Linked DNA regions of Homo sapiens: region 2 is linked to region 1. The links are chromatin contacts, found by Hi-C in ENCODE. All regions are on one chromosome and are shown on one strand. Each heading gives the region's core, a stretch centred on a gene start or an enhancer-like site at or near the end of the contact. The rest is flanking DNA. Distances are from core to core; before and after follow the strand shown. Region 1 holds the start of CECR2 (CECR2 histone acetyl-lysine reader). Region 2 holds the start of TUBA8 (tubulin alpha 8).

Region 1 (5,991 bases), core at 3,347-5,846:
AAAATAAGAAGAAGAAGAAGAGAGAAGTAGCATGATTCCAAAGAGAGAAAACTGGCTGAACAGTTAGATTTGGATGCTTGGCTGGGCGCAGTGGCTCACGCCTATAATCCCAGCACTCTGGGAGGCTGAGGCAGGTGGATCACCTGAGGTCGGGAGTTTGAGACCAACCTGACCAACATGAAGAAACCCTATCTCTACTAAAAATACAAAACTAGCCAGGCGTGGTGGTGCGTGCCTGTAAACCTAGCTACTCGGGAGGCTGAGGCAGGAGAATTGCTTGAACCCAGGAGGCAGAGGTTGCAGTGAGCCAAGATCATGCCACTGCACTCCAGCCTGGGCAACAAGAGTGAAACTCTGTCTAAAAAAAAGGAAAAAGAAAAAGATTTGGATGCTTGTCCTGGTTAACGACGGTTATGAAGAAGCCACACTTTCCTTTGTTCATCTCTTCCAAGGTTCAGTAATAATAAAGCAGAGCACACATTTTTAAATTAATCCTTTGGAAATAACAGTGTATTTCCCAAAGAAACAATGTCATAAAAAAGGTGGTTAGGCCAGACTCAGTGGCTCACGCCTGTAATCCTAGTACTTTGGGAGGCCAAGGTGGGCGGATCACGAGGTCAGGAGATCGAGACCAGCCTGGCTAACACGGTGAAACCCCGTCTCTACTAAAAATACAAAAAAAATCAGCCAGGCGTGGTGGTGGGTGCCTGTACACCCAGCTACTCGGGAGGCTGAGGCAGGAAAATGGTGTGAACCGGGGAGGCGGAGCTTGCAGTGAGCCAAGATGGCACCACTGCACTCCAGCCTGGGTGACAGATCAAGACTGTCTCGGAAAAACAAACAAACAAACAAAAACAAACAAAAAAATGTGGTTAGCCTGGCCTGTAGTGCCAGCTATCTGGGAGGCTGAGGCAGGAGGATTGCTCAGTAAGGTGGCAGTGAGCTATGACTGCACCACTCCACTGCAGCCTGGACAACAAAGGGAGACCCCCTATGTAAAAAAAAAAAAAGGGTGGTTCATTTCCCAGATTATCCTCCAGGAACCTATATAAATCCCAACATAGCTAACATTACTTCATATTTTGCAATGGGAAACATAAATATTTTTGCAATATTAATGAATAAGCAAAACAGAAAAACCAAACGAATTATTGTGGGATTTTTAAATAGAAAACATTTGATTCAAAGGGGATTATGGAACTCAGGGTCAGAGAATATGAAAGAATTACTTCTTGCTACTTTTAATACTATCTGAAGTTAATGGCACTGGCTCACAAACAGAAAACAGCACGAATGAGAAGGGGAAAGAAAATATGAGCTGTGTTTTTTCTTTTTTCTTTTTTTGAGATTGAGTCTCACTCTGTCGCTAGGCTGGAGTACAGTGGCACGATCTCCGCTCACTGCAACCTCTGCCTCCCGGGTTCAACCAATCATCCTGCCTCAGCCTCCGAGTAGCTGGGAGTACAGGGGCGTGCCACCACGCCCAGCTAATTTTTTGTATTTTTAGCAGAGACGGAGTTTCACCATGTTGGCTAGGATGGTCTCGATCTCTTTACCTCGTGATCCGCCTGCCTGGGCCTCCCAAAGTGCTGAGATTACAGGCGTCACCTACCGCCCCGGCAAACTGTGTGTTTTTAAGGAAGATGATTCAACTAGTGTTTCGAGGGTGAAAGAATGGGCCAGGCTGGAGAAGTACAATAGCACTCCGAATCAAAGGGAGAAGGGAAGAAGGGTGAGTGGCCAGCCTATTGGTAGGGGGTCATTAATCTAGATTCTAGGAGGTTAGGCTGGAAGTTAGTCCAGAAAATAGATCCGAGGCAGTTAAGTCCAAGGGGAGGCGTGGCACAGATGTTCAAAGCAGGGTCAAAGATTCAGGGTATCAATCCTAACAGGGCCAGAGAAGGTCCAAATGGAAAAGCTCTGGTTGGAGCCCAAACTCGGGGAACTCAAGATTGAGATTTACTGTTGATTCCAAGACACTTGAGACCCCTCAGCTCCTGGGGCCAGGATCCGTTCCAGAGGGTAGTTGAGGCCAGAGTAGCAGGGTAGGTGGAGGAACTAGGGAAAAAACTGTAGAGACAAACAGAGTTAGAGAATGGTGGGAGGAAATGGGTCTAAAGTTGGTGTGCTGGGCCACAGAACAGAGAAGACCCTCAGAAGGAAAGGGCAGCAGAAGGGAGGAGGAGCCCTGAGAGACAGGGCGGATCTCCGAGCAGCACCAGGGGGCGCGTGCCGTTCCCGGACAGTCTTGTTGATTTCCGGGGCTTGGCAGTAGGCGGAGGAGGCAGGAAGACAATGGCTCAGCCTTTAAATTGGGGCTGGGGTGGTGTTTGTAAACGACATTAAACACACTACCGTACTAAAAGGTAGCCAAATCATCTCATCCCTCTGCTTGCTGGTGTCATTAATATCCTAGGCACTAATATTACTAGGCTGGCTAGTGGTGACAACTGAGAGGCGAGGGAAGAAGCTTAAACGATGACAAAAGATAAAGGCAGGGAAACGCAGTAACACTTTTTTTTTTTAATTTTTATTTTTTGAGACGGAGTCTCACTCTTACTGCTCAGGCTGGAGTGCAATGGCGAGATCTCGGCTCATTGCAATCTCTGCCTCCCGAGTTCAGGCGATTCTCCTGCCTCAGTCTCCCGAGTAGCTGGGACTACGGGCGCCTGCCACCACACCCATCTAATTTTATGTATTTTTAGTAGAGACGAGGTTTCACAATGTTGGCCAGGCTGGTCTCGAACTCCTGACCTAAGGTGAACCACCCGCCTCGGCCTCCCAAAGTGCTGGGATTACAGGCGTAAGCCACCGCGCCCGGCCAACTCACACAGAGGAAAAAGTGTGCAAAGTCAAACTGTGAGGAAATAAAAGACGGAGAAGCAAGTCCAGAAAGCACCTCGTTCAGGTTACGTGACAATTCCGGGGTGGCCTGTGTCCCTCTCCCATCTCCCTTGCTAATGCAATACTCACGGGGTAGCTGTGCTTCACCAACACACACAAACGTAGGCTTGGCTTTTTGGGAGCAGTCACATGTGAGCTCATTTTTGCCAAACATTAAATAAAAAGCATGGTAGAATTTGAGGATGCACTTTAAATCATCAAATAGTTCCAGGGAATGAAAGAGCAGAACTTTGGGTTGTTTTTCTGTGCCAGGAGAGAGTGGTGGGGGGCGGAGGAGACCCTTGTTAGAAGATGATGTATTTTGAGATTACTAGATTCACAGAAGATGCACGTGAATATACTCTAACCATTTAAAATTATGTTTCTGAATGCTGCCTTAAAAAATACAACAAGTTATTATCATAATAAAGTGAGGGAGAGTGGAGGGGTAATTATCCAGACAGCCCATTCCAAAATCTATCATATAAATTATCTCCAGATTGTACACTACTTAAAGGTAGAAGAGGATCTTTGAGTTTAACCCTTGTACACTTTGTGATTGTGCCTGTCACTCAATAAATAGTTGATTAATTTGGGGGACGCACCAGGAGCAGTGTTTCCTATCTGAAAGGTGGACCACCGAACTCAGAGGCGGCCCTCTGAGACCAGCAGGATGCAAGTGCGACGACCAATACAAATATCTGAGCATTCAATGGAGTTTTTCCAAACTTCTAGCCTGTTTCTGGGGTGATTTTTTTTCTTAGGATTTAGCAGTACTCCACCGCGCTACAGCAGTTAGCATTTCTAAAGCACACACTCCAACACCCTTCGGCCGTAGCACATTCAATCCCTCCGCCGGGGCGTGGGGGTCTCCTCCCCTCCGAGCACAGTCCCCGGCTTCCCGATCTCCTCTGCCCCATCCCCCCGCCTTCCAAGCACATTGTGCTCACTCTTCCAGGCAGCTCTTTCAGCGGCCGGGCAGTAGCAGGGTTCCGAGCCCGTCTTCTCCGGGGCGGTCACACGTGTCCATTCCCTGGGGTTGGGGATCGCTCTTCCCGCTTGGCTGCTGATTGGTGCCTCCCCCTACCCCACCCTTCCCGCCGCTCTCCAGCCTCCATCCTACTTCGTTCCAGCTCAATCAGCCCCACCGCCTTCTTCCCTCGGAGAAAAAAGCCACTTCAGAGCTCCTTGGGCGCCGTTCTCGGCTGGAATAAAAGCGTTAAGAAACAGGTGGAAAGCACTTCACTTCTCTAGGCTTCATATTTCTAGGGTGGACAGCCCGCTCCTGCTCCGGCTCTGCCCTCGGCATCAATAATAACTGAACTCCCACACGTGCACGTTTCTGTCTCTAGCCCGACCGAAAGGACCACCCCGCGGGCCCTTTAAAAGGACGCGACCACTCAGGCCAAGTGGGGGTGGGAGAGCTCCTGGCCGTCCTCCCTTGGGAAAGTGCTTCAACTCCCCAGTCCCAAAGTCCTGGAGGGCGGAGGGCGCCTCGTGAGAGTTCTCGGGGGTGCGGCCCGCGCCCCCTGGGTCCTGCGGATCTGGGCCCGGGGGCGCGCGCCCCGCCCCTCCCCCTCCCTGGCGGTGCAGCTGTCCGGGCGGGGGTGGGGCGGGGGCGGGGGTTGTTGTTGTGGCGCGGGCAGCCCCGCCCCCTCCTCGTGGGCGGCCCCTCCCCCAGGCCCCGCGTCCGGCCCCTCCGCCCCTAGCCCCATCTGTTTCTCCGGCGGGGACTCGATTATATTGTAGGGGACTGGGGGCGGCCGCCGCCGCAGCCGCGGGATGGGGCGAGCGCGCGGACCCCGCGGGCAGCCGCAGCCGCAGCCGCCTCAGTAGTTCGGGCCCCCGCGCCGCCGCCCCCCGCCCGGCGCCCGCCCTCGGCTCCTGCACTCGCCGAGCGGCGGCAGCAGCGGGAGGAGCGCCCCGCCGCCCCCGCCGAGGACCGCGCGGAGGCTGCGGCGCTGCCGCGGCGGGAGTCCCAGGTCGGCGGGCAGAGCGCGGGCAGCGAGGGGCCGCCGCCTGTGCCGCAGCGGGGAGATGTGCCCAGAGGAGGGCGGCGCGGCCGGGCTGGGCGAGCTCCGCTCCTGGTGGGAGGTCCCGGCCATCGCGCACTTCTGCTCGCTCTTTCGCACCGCGTTCCGCCTGCCCGACTTCGAGATCGAGGTGAGTGGCCGCGCGGGCGGGAGGCGGCGCGCTGCGCCCCCTGCTCCCCCTGCCCCGCGCGGGGTGTCCCGGGCCGTCGCGCAGAGGGGCCGGGGCCCGAGGGACTTCGGCCGGGAGTCGGGGGCCAGGAGGAGGGCGCAAAAGGGCAGGAGGGCGGGCGGGGGCCGCCGGGCTGTGCCCGGGTGCCGAGGGGCGTCGGGCCGGGGACGCCGGATCCTGGGGTGGAGGAGCAGGCACCGCGAGGGCGGGGCGGGCCCGTGCTTTTGTGGGAGAGGGAGCGGGAGCGGGACCCGGCGACCCTCCCGGGACTTCTCCGGTGGGCTGGGGCTGGGTGTGGGCGCGAGGGCTGCGCGCGCTCGCCGCCCGGTGCCATTGAGGCGCGAGCCAGCTGCTCCGGCGGGGCCGGGCGCGGGGGGGGGGCCCGCGCGGGATTAACTCGGACCGGGGCGGGAGTCGGCCGCGGCCGGCGGGGAGGGCTAGCCCCGCTCTGGCGGGCGGGCGCGTGGCAGGGGCTCCCGGAGGCCCCAAGCTCCCGGGAGGCGCTCCGGCCAACTTCGGGCCGGTGGGGACCGGGCCTGGGCGCGGGGCTCTGGAGGTGTGGAAGGAAAGTTTGGGACTCCGTTATTCTTCCACAGCGTCCTTCCTCCCGTAATATCCAGCCTCTTTATCGCGGGGCTCGGGAGCCCTTGGAGTTGATCTCGCCACCATTATCCCCCCGGGCGAGCGCGGAGGACGGGCTGGCCATTCTGGCCAGGCCGGAGGTGTTTTCCAGCCCGGGGCTTTGTGATAACTGGGCCGAAACCCGAGGGTCCTGGAGCGCGGCGGGTGGCGGGAGCTTGCGGAGCGCGGCGCACTCGGCGGCCAGGCATCGGCCAGCCCAGCGGCAGCCCCCTTTCTCCTATTTTTATTTTTATTTTTGGAAGGAGCTGAGAATTAGTCGATTGG
Region 2 (5,852 bases), core at 1,344-3,843, 740 kb after region 1:
TGAATTTTGGGGAAACACAGTTCAGTCCATAACAGCCAACCTATTTTATCTCCCTGGAACCCAGAGATGCTATAGTTAGCATTTATGGTGTAGTCATAGCTCCCTCCAGCCCAAATTTTCATAAAGGGGAAAGATGAGGTGGTTCAAGAGCCTTGTCATAATGAAAGGCAATTCAGGGCCACCGTCATTACTAGTATCATCATCATCACCATCATCATCATCTTTATCCCAACACCTTAAGAACCCGTTCATGATTTATGTGGTGGTTCACAAAGAGAACTCGAAAAGTGAATTTATTCAGCTATGTTTACTGAGCTCACCTGATGCACTCAACTAGCTATTTTTGGTAGGGAGGGCACTAAGATGAATAACACAACCCCTTCCTTTAAGGTGTTGCTGTTTTGTAGAGTGTTTAGACACACACACACACACACACACACACACACACACACACCCCTATACTCCAAACTAGAAAGTGATAAATACGGCTGGGCACGGTGACTCACGCCTGTAATTCCAGCACTTTGGGAGGCCGAGGCAGGTGGATCACGAGGTCAGGAGTTCGAGACCAGCCTGAACAACATGGTGAAACCCTGTCTCTACTAAAGATACATATTAGCCGGGCATGGTGGCGCCTGCCTGTAATCCCAGCTACTCAGGAGGCTGAGGCAGGAGAATCGCTTGAACCCAGGAGGCGAGGTTGCAGTGAGCTCAGATCGCACCACTGCACTCCAGCCTGGGCAACAGAGCGAGACTTTGTCTCAAAAAAAAAAAAAAAAGAAAAAGAAAGTGATAAATACTATGGGGCTGGGCGCGATGGCTCACGCCTGTAATCCCAGCACTTTGGGAGGCCAAGATGGGTGGATCACAAGGTCAGGAGATTGAGACCATCCTGGGTAACACGGTGAAACCCCGTCTCTACTAAAAATACAAAAAATTAGCCGAGCGTGGTGGCACGCGCCTGTAGTCCCAGCTACTCGGGAGGCTGAGGCAGGAGAATCACTTGAACCCGGGAGGCGGAGGTTGCAGTGAGCCTAGATCACACCACCGCACTCCAGCCTGGGCGACAGAGCAAGACTCCATCAAAAAAAATAAAAAATAAAAGAAATGCTATGGAAGAAGTAATAGAATATGCTATGGGAGAGTTTGGAAGAGAAATACACATAGAGTTATACTAATAACCAAAATCCTTTATTGACCATTTATCATGTGCTTGGCACAATTAGCTTAATCCTGAGTCTTAATTGTCAGGATCTTACATTATAAGATAGACAAAAATTCAACGCATGCTTTACTAAGTACCGTTTGTATCAGTGGGTAAAGCACTGTGTTTGGTACTCTCTCAAATGCAAAGATGATTACGACACATGTACTATCGTTTATGAATGGGTGGCCAACAGAACAGATTGCCGCATAGGTAAGCAGAAATCTGCTCTCATTCTCTATTGGCCACAAGCAGGCATGTCTTAGGAGCAGAAGGGTAGGAAGATCTCTAACTGTGCTTGGAAACTTGGGGAGTTACCACGTCTGGCTAAAGTGGTATTGTCTTAAGGAAAACCTATGAATTTGCCTGCGTTGGCTTGGTGCTGAGGAAAGTGGAAGAGAGAGGCTGGGGTACACCTTTCAACATGAATGGAACTGACCACTGGAGGGAAAGAACAAGAAACAGCAGTGAGAACAAGGAACAAAGACCATCCAGCCCCTCACCCACCTGGGGGGAAGTGAGGGGAGATGGGCAGGGTGACAACGTGGCCAACATCTAAAGTGTGAAGAGGGGCTTTTACCAAGTGCCCACCCCTTCCCGAGCAGGGGGCAACCAACAGCATCTGGCGGGTCTTACTACTGGGCAGAGGCAGGGGAACCCTGGTATGAGTTCTGGATTACATAGGAGATGTGACTTGGACACGTTTGGGGCTTAAAAGTAGGAAGGGATCAAGGGGGGAGATTTGAAAATCCCGGTGGAGGTGCGAGGTATCCGGGGAGAGGGTAAAAACGGGAACAGTCTTCAGCACCTGCCTGTACCAGGAGCTCTGTGTATGCCATCTCATTTCCGTCTCCAGCAACCAGGCGGGCCTTGGCGGCAGGAGGCACAGGCTTTGGGAGCAGAGGCCCTGCAGCTTGCCAAGCACACACGGCCCTAGGGCGCCCAGCTGAGACGGCACCTTGGCACCCGGGCCCGCTGCAGCCCGCTCCGGTCAGCTGCACCCCAGTCAGGAGCCTTTCCAGCGGGTCGGAGGAGAACGGAAGTTTGGGGAGACCCGCGCGATTCGCCTGGCTGCATTTTACATTTCTTTCTCCGGCAGCTGGGGTCACGAAGGCTGCTCTCGCCGGCGGTGTTGGAACGTGGACACGTGCGCTTTGGTAATAGGGCAGCCTCCCCCGCGGGCGCAGTCCCCGCTGCGAGCGCCCCCGGCTGCTGAGGCGGGACCGAGGACCCGGAGATTTGAGCCGCGGGTGGGCGGGGAGGGGCCTTTGTGACCTGCCCGCCCCTCCCCGGCACTGTGATGCCGGGGGGCAGCTGCGGGCCCGGCGCGCCTGTCCCCGGCGTCCCCCCCTCCCGGTGTGTCACAACGGCGGAGGCGGCTGTATCTGGAGCAGTCGGGGCGGGCAGGCCCAGCTGAGAGGTGCGCGGGCGAGGACAGCGGCAGCGATGGTGAGGCTTCCCGGGGCCAGGCGGGCTGCGGGCGCGCGGCAGGCGTAGGACCGAGAGCCGAGTCTACGCGGAGGCGCACGGACCCGTCTTCCTGGAGCCGCAGGGCTCAAGGCCTTCTGGGGGTGGCAGTTCAGGGTCGAGGAGTCCGCACCCTCGGGCGGGAACACCCGGTGCCCTTTATCGTATGGGGGAAATAGAGACCAGGGGCCAGTTGTTCCTTAAAGGGACCTAAGGGAGCTTTGCGTGCAGACGAGGGGGAGGGAGGCCCTGGGGAGCCCGACGGAGAAGGGGGCGAGATTCTGGGGTCCCCAGATGGGCAGCCTGTGGACAGAGTGGAGAGAAGGGCGAGTCCGGGGATTCTGGATGGGTGGTCTGGGCCGGGGCGACTGGGGGGCCAGATGCAGTCACGTCTCCGAACCCAGCCTAATGTGACAGGGCCCGGAATGTGACAGAGGACCTAGGGCGCCACGGTCCCCCCACGCGTGGAGGTCTTTCTCGCAAGCCTGGCCAGCGGCTTGGGTTTGCTGCACGCACAGCCCCAGCGCGGCGGGGTCCTCCGGGCGCACTCAGCAGCTCCCAAGTCTTTCCAGCGGTCAGAGTCGAAGGACTTTGGGAGTAAGAAGTCTCTGCTTCCAAAGGCCAGGGGACCTTCGACCTGTTTCCTACCCTGGCTTAGGGGGATCGCGGCTGCTCCCTTCCCTGCCCCCGCCCCTGGATCTTACTGAGGGGCGGCTGCAAACACTCAGTTCCTCTTTCTAGGGTCCCCCTCTCCGCCCCCAGTGCCCCTGGTGGTTAACATTTGCCCCCAGTCCACTTTCCCAAAGCCCAGAATCCCAGGAATCCCTCCTGGACCCCTGATCTTTCAGCAGTAGGGAGATGGGCTGGAAAGATTGGGGGCAGAGTGAGGGCAGAATAAGCCTATGTCATGGCCAAGGTCGGGTTCCCTGGGCAGGCTTGCTCCAGGTGTCAGTGATCCAGAAAGCAGGCGAGAACCCCCTCCGCCCCGCCCTGTTACGTTTGGCCCGTGCCCAGGGCCTCCTGGCTCCCCCGGAGCTCTAGCCTTCCAGCTTCAGTTTTGTCAGCACCCTCCCTCCTCCTAGCGGGCTCCCAGACACCCCTGGGAACTGAAAGAACTTGGGAATATTAGGGAGGGTGGCCACAGGAACCTATTTCTGCCTGAGGACCCTGGTATGAGGCCACACAAAGGGCCCGGAGCTGCCAGTTCAGAATTTTGACTCCTGGCTCTGCAGCTAGCTGTGTGACTTCAGGAAGGTCACTTAACCTCTCTGGATGTGTTTGTTTTACCTGCGAAATGAAGAGGGTTATAATTCAAATTTCCAAGACTCCACTTAGATTTCATTATTTTTAAACTTTTTATGGTAGGGAATTTCAAACATATGCAAACGGAGAGCAAATGGTATAATTAGCGATTATATACATCATCTAAGTTCAATAATTACCAACTTCTGACCTGTCTCACTTCATTTATTCCCTCCCTCCATAATTTTGAAGCAAATGCTAGGCTGCATACTCTAGAATTGATATTTAATATTTATAATATCTAGCAGGTAGCTAGTGTTTTAGGATTTTCCAAGTGCTTCCCTTGCATGCTTTAATTTGGATCTGAATGCCATTGTGGTACAGAGTGGAGCCCAGAGGATGTTTACAGGGGCGTGTCGAGGATCTTAACCCAGCCCTGTGCACAAGCTTGAATGTGTGATCCACAGACGTGTTTCTGACAATGCCTGGTAAATCAACAATTCAAACAGCAAAACTTTATTTTGAACGTGCTTAAGAATTTGGGTGTTTAGCTGAAAACCTATGGTTAAATATTTTGAAATGCGACCACCTTTCATTTATTTTGAAACACTCAATTTTGTCTAGTAGGTTCTATCTAGAACATTTAACTTGTGTGCGTTGCACTGTCTTGATGGCTAATATTTTTTGTTGAACATTTTACACTCACAGAAACTTTTAAAATATCATTTGGCTCATTTGTAAAAGGCTAAAATGACACATCTATAAACCTAGACCCCTAGAATCTCACCCTTACAAAAATGACTGTATTTCTTCTAAGGATTAAGTTTCAGGCTGCTGTCCTGTCCCCTTCACTTCCCTCCCTGGTGGGGGTTTGGGGGAGGTGACCTTGGTGTTAAGGAGAATTCGATTTGGAATTTCTGTAGGCTCTGGGCAAGAAAAGTGTAACTAATCCTTAAGTGTATTTTTAAATGCATTTCTCTAGCTGCTAGGCAGATGAGCATTTTTCCTCTGTGAACTTACCCCCAACCCCTTCTCCCCAGCTACCCACTGCACGGTACCACCAATACCCTTTAGCATTTCTGTCCTGGAGCCTAAAGTGACACAGCTGGTAAGAAGCTGCGTAGGGGCTGGAGTTTACATCTGCTGGGCACCAGAGCCTCTGTCCTGAGCCACCTGCCCGTGCTGGGACCGGCAGGCTACTCCCACAGCAGACCATTCCCATCCATTCCCAGTGTTCTAGCACGCAGCTCTCTGGGAACTCAGACTATGACACCTTTTTTGGGAAGTGGTATGGAGAATCCTGGCCAGGTGCCCTAAGCCAAGCCCATGCCAATGATACCAGGGCACAGAGAAGTTTTCTGTGGTTTATGGGGAGGTGGGAACATCTGCAACACGGCTTCTTTAACTCCATTCCGTTAGGACTGGAGAGCACGAAGGAGCCCGTCTCCCTGCAAAAATGGGCAGTTAGAGGGTTCTGGGGGCCAAATGGACACCCTTCTGCCTGCAGCCTTCTGCAGTCTCCCCATGTAGACAGGCATGGCCAAGCTCTGTGGAGTTGATAGGTGTATTCTGACCTCAGAGCACTGTGTGGGCTCCCAGGGGCTGCAGGTCACTGCTGCCTCCTCCTCCCCTCCCATCACAAAAGGCAGGTTTCCCGAGAAGCACTGGGCGCATGCCTCCGAGTGAGGGGCCTTGGCTCACAGGGCAGCGGCTGGGGCAGAGCTGCTGGATTGGTGAGTCCATTGGGAGCCCCCAGCCTTGGGTCAGGCCCATACAGAGCTTGGGGTGGGGGTTAATGCCACTGTTGAATGTGCTTTCTCCTAGTGACCTTCAAAGGGAGATGAAAGTTAAAAATAATTTTGGTGGGGGAAATAGCTGGTGGATAGCGGGCCAGTGATGGGGGTGGGCAGGAGGATGTGGCACTGTCGGGGGGAGGAAG

The links. Hi-C counts contacts between places; a loop is a spot of excess contacts on that map. Pooled maps may share reads with other maps.
Region 2: a loop to region 1 is called in a map of gastrocnemius medialis, with 4 times the contacts of the local background. The contact joins the promoter of TUBA8 here to the promoter of CECR2 in region 1. A Hi-C loop is called at or near these places in 1 of 168 maps with a recorded cell type or tissue (gastrocnemius medialis) and 1 of 50 pooled maps.

The regions. Positions count from the first base shown.
Region 1 is chr22:17,364,864-17,370,854 of GRCh38, forward strand. It overlaps CECR2 (CECR2 histone acetyl-lysine reader), which reads left to right and starts at 4,597. Exons shown (of 19, transcript NM_001290047.2): 1 at 4,597-5,046. The coding sequence starts at 4,921. RefSeq lists silencers at 4,855-4,924, 4,935-5,034.
Region 2 is chr22:18,108,216-18,114,067 of GRCh38, forward strand. It overlaps TUBA8 (tubulin alpha 8), which reads left to right and starts at 2,594. Exons shown (of 5, transcript NM_018943.3): 1 at 2,594-2,653. The coding sequence starts at 2,651. RefSeq lists an enhancer at 2,091-2,290 and a silencer at 2,371-2,760.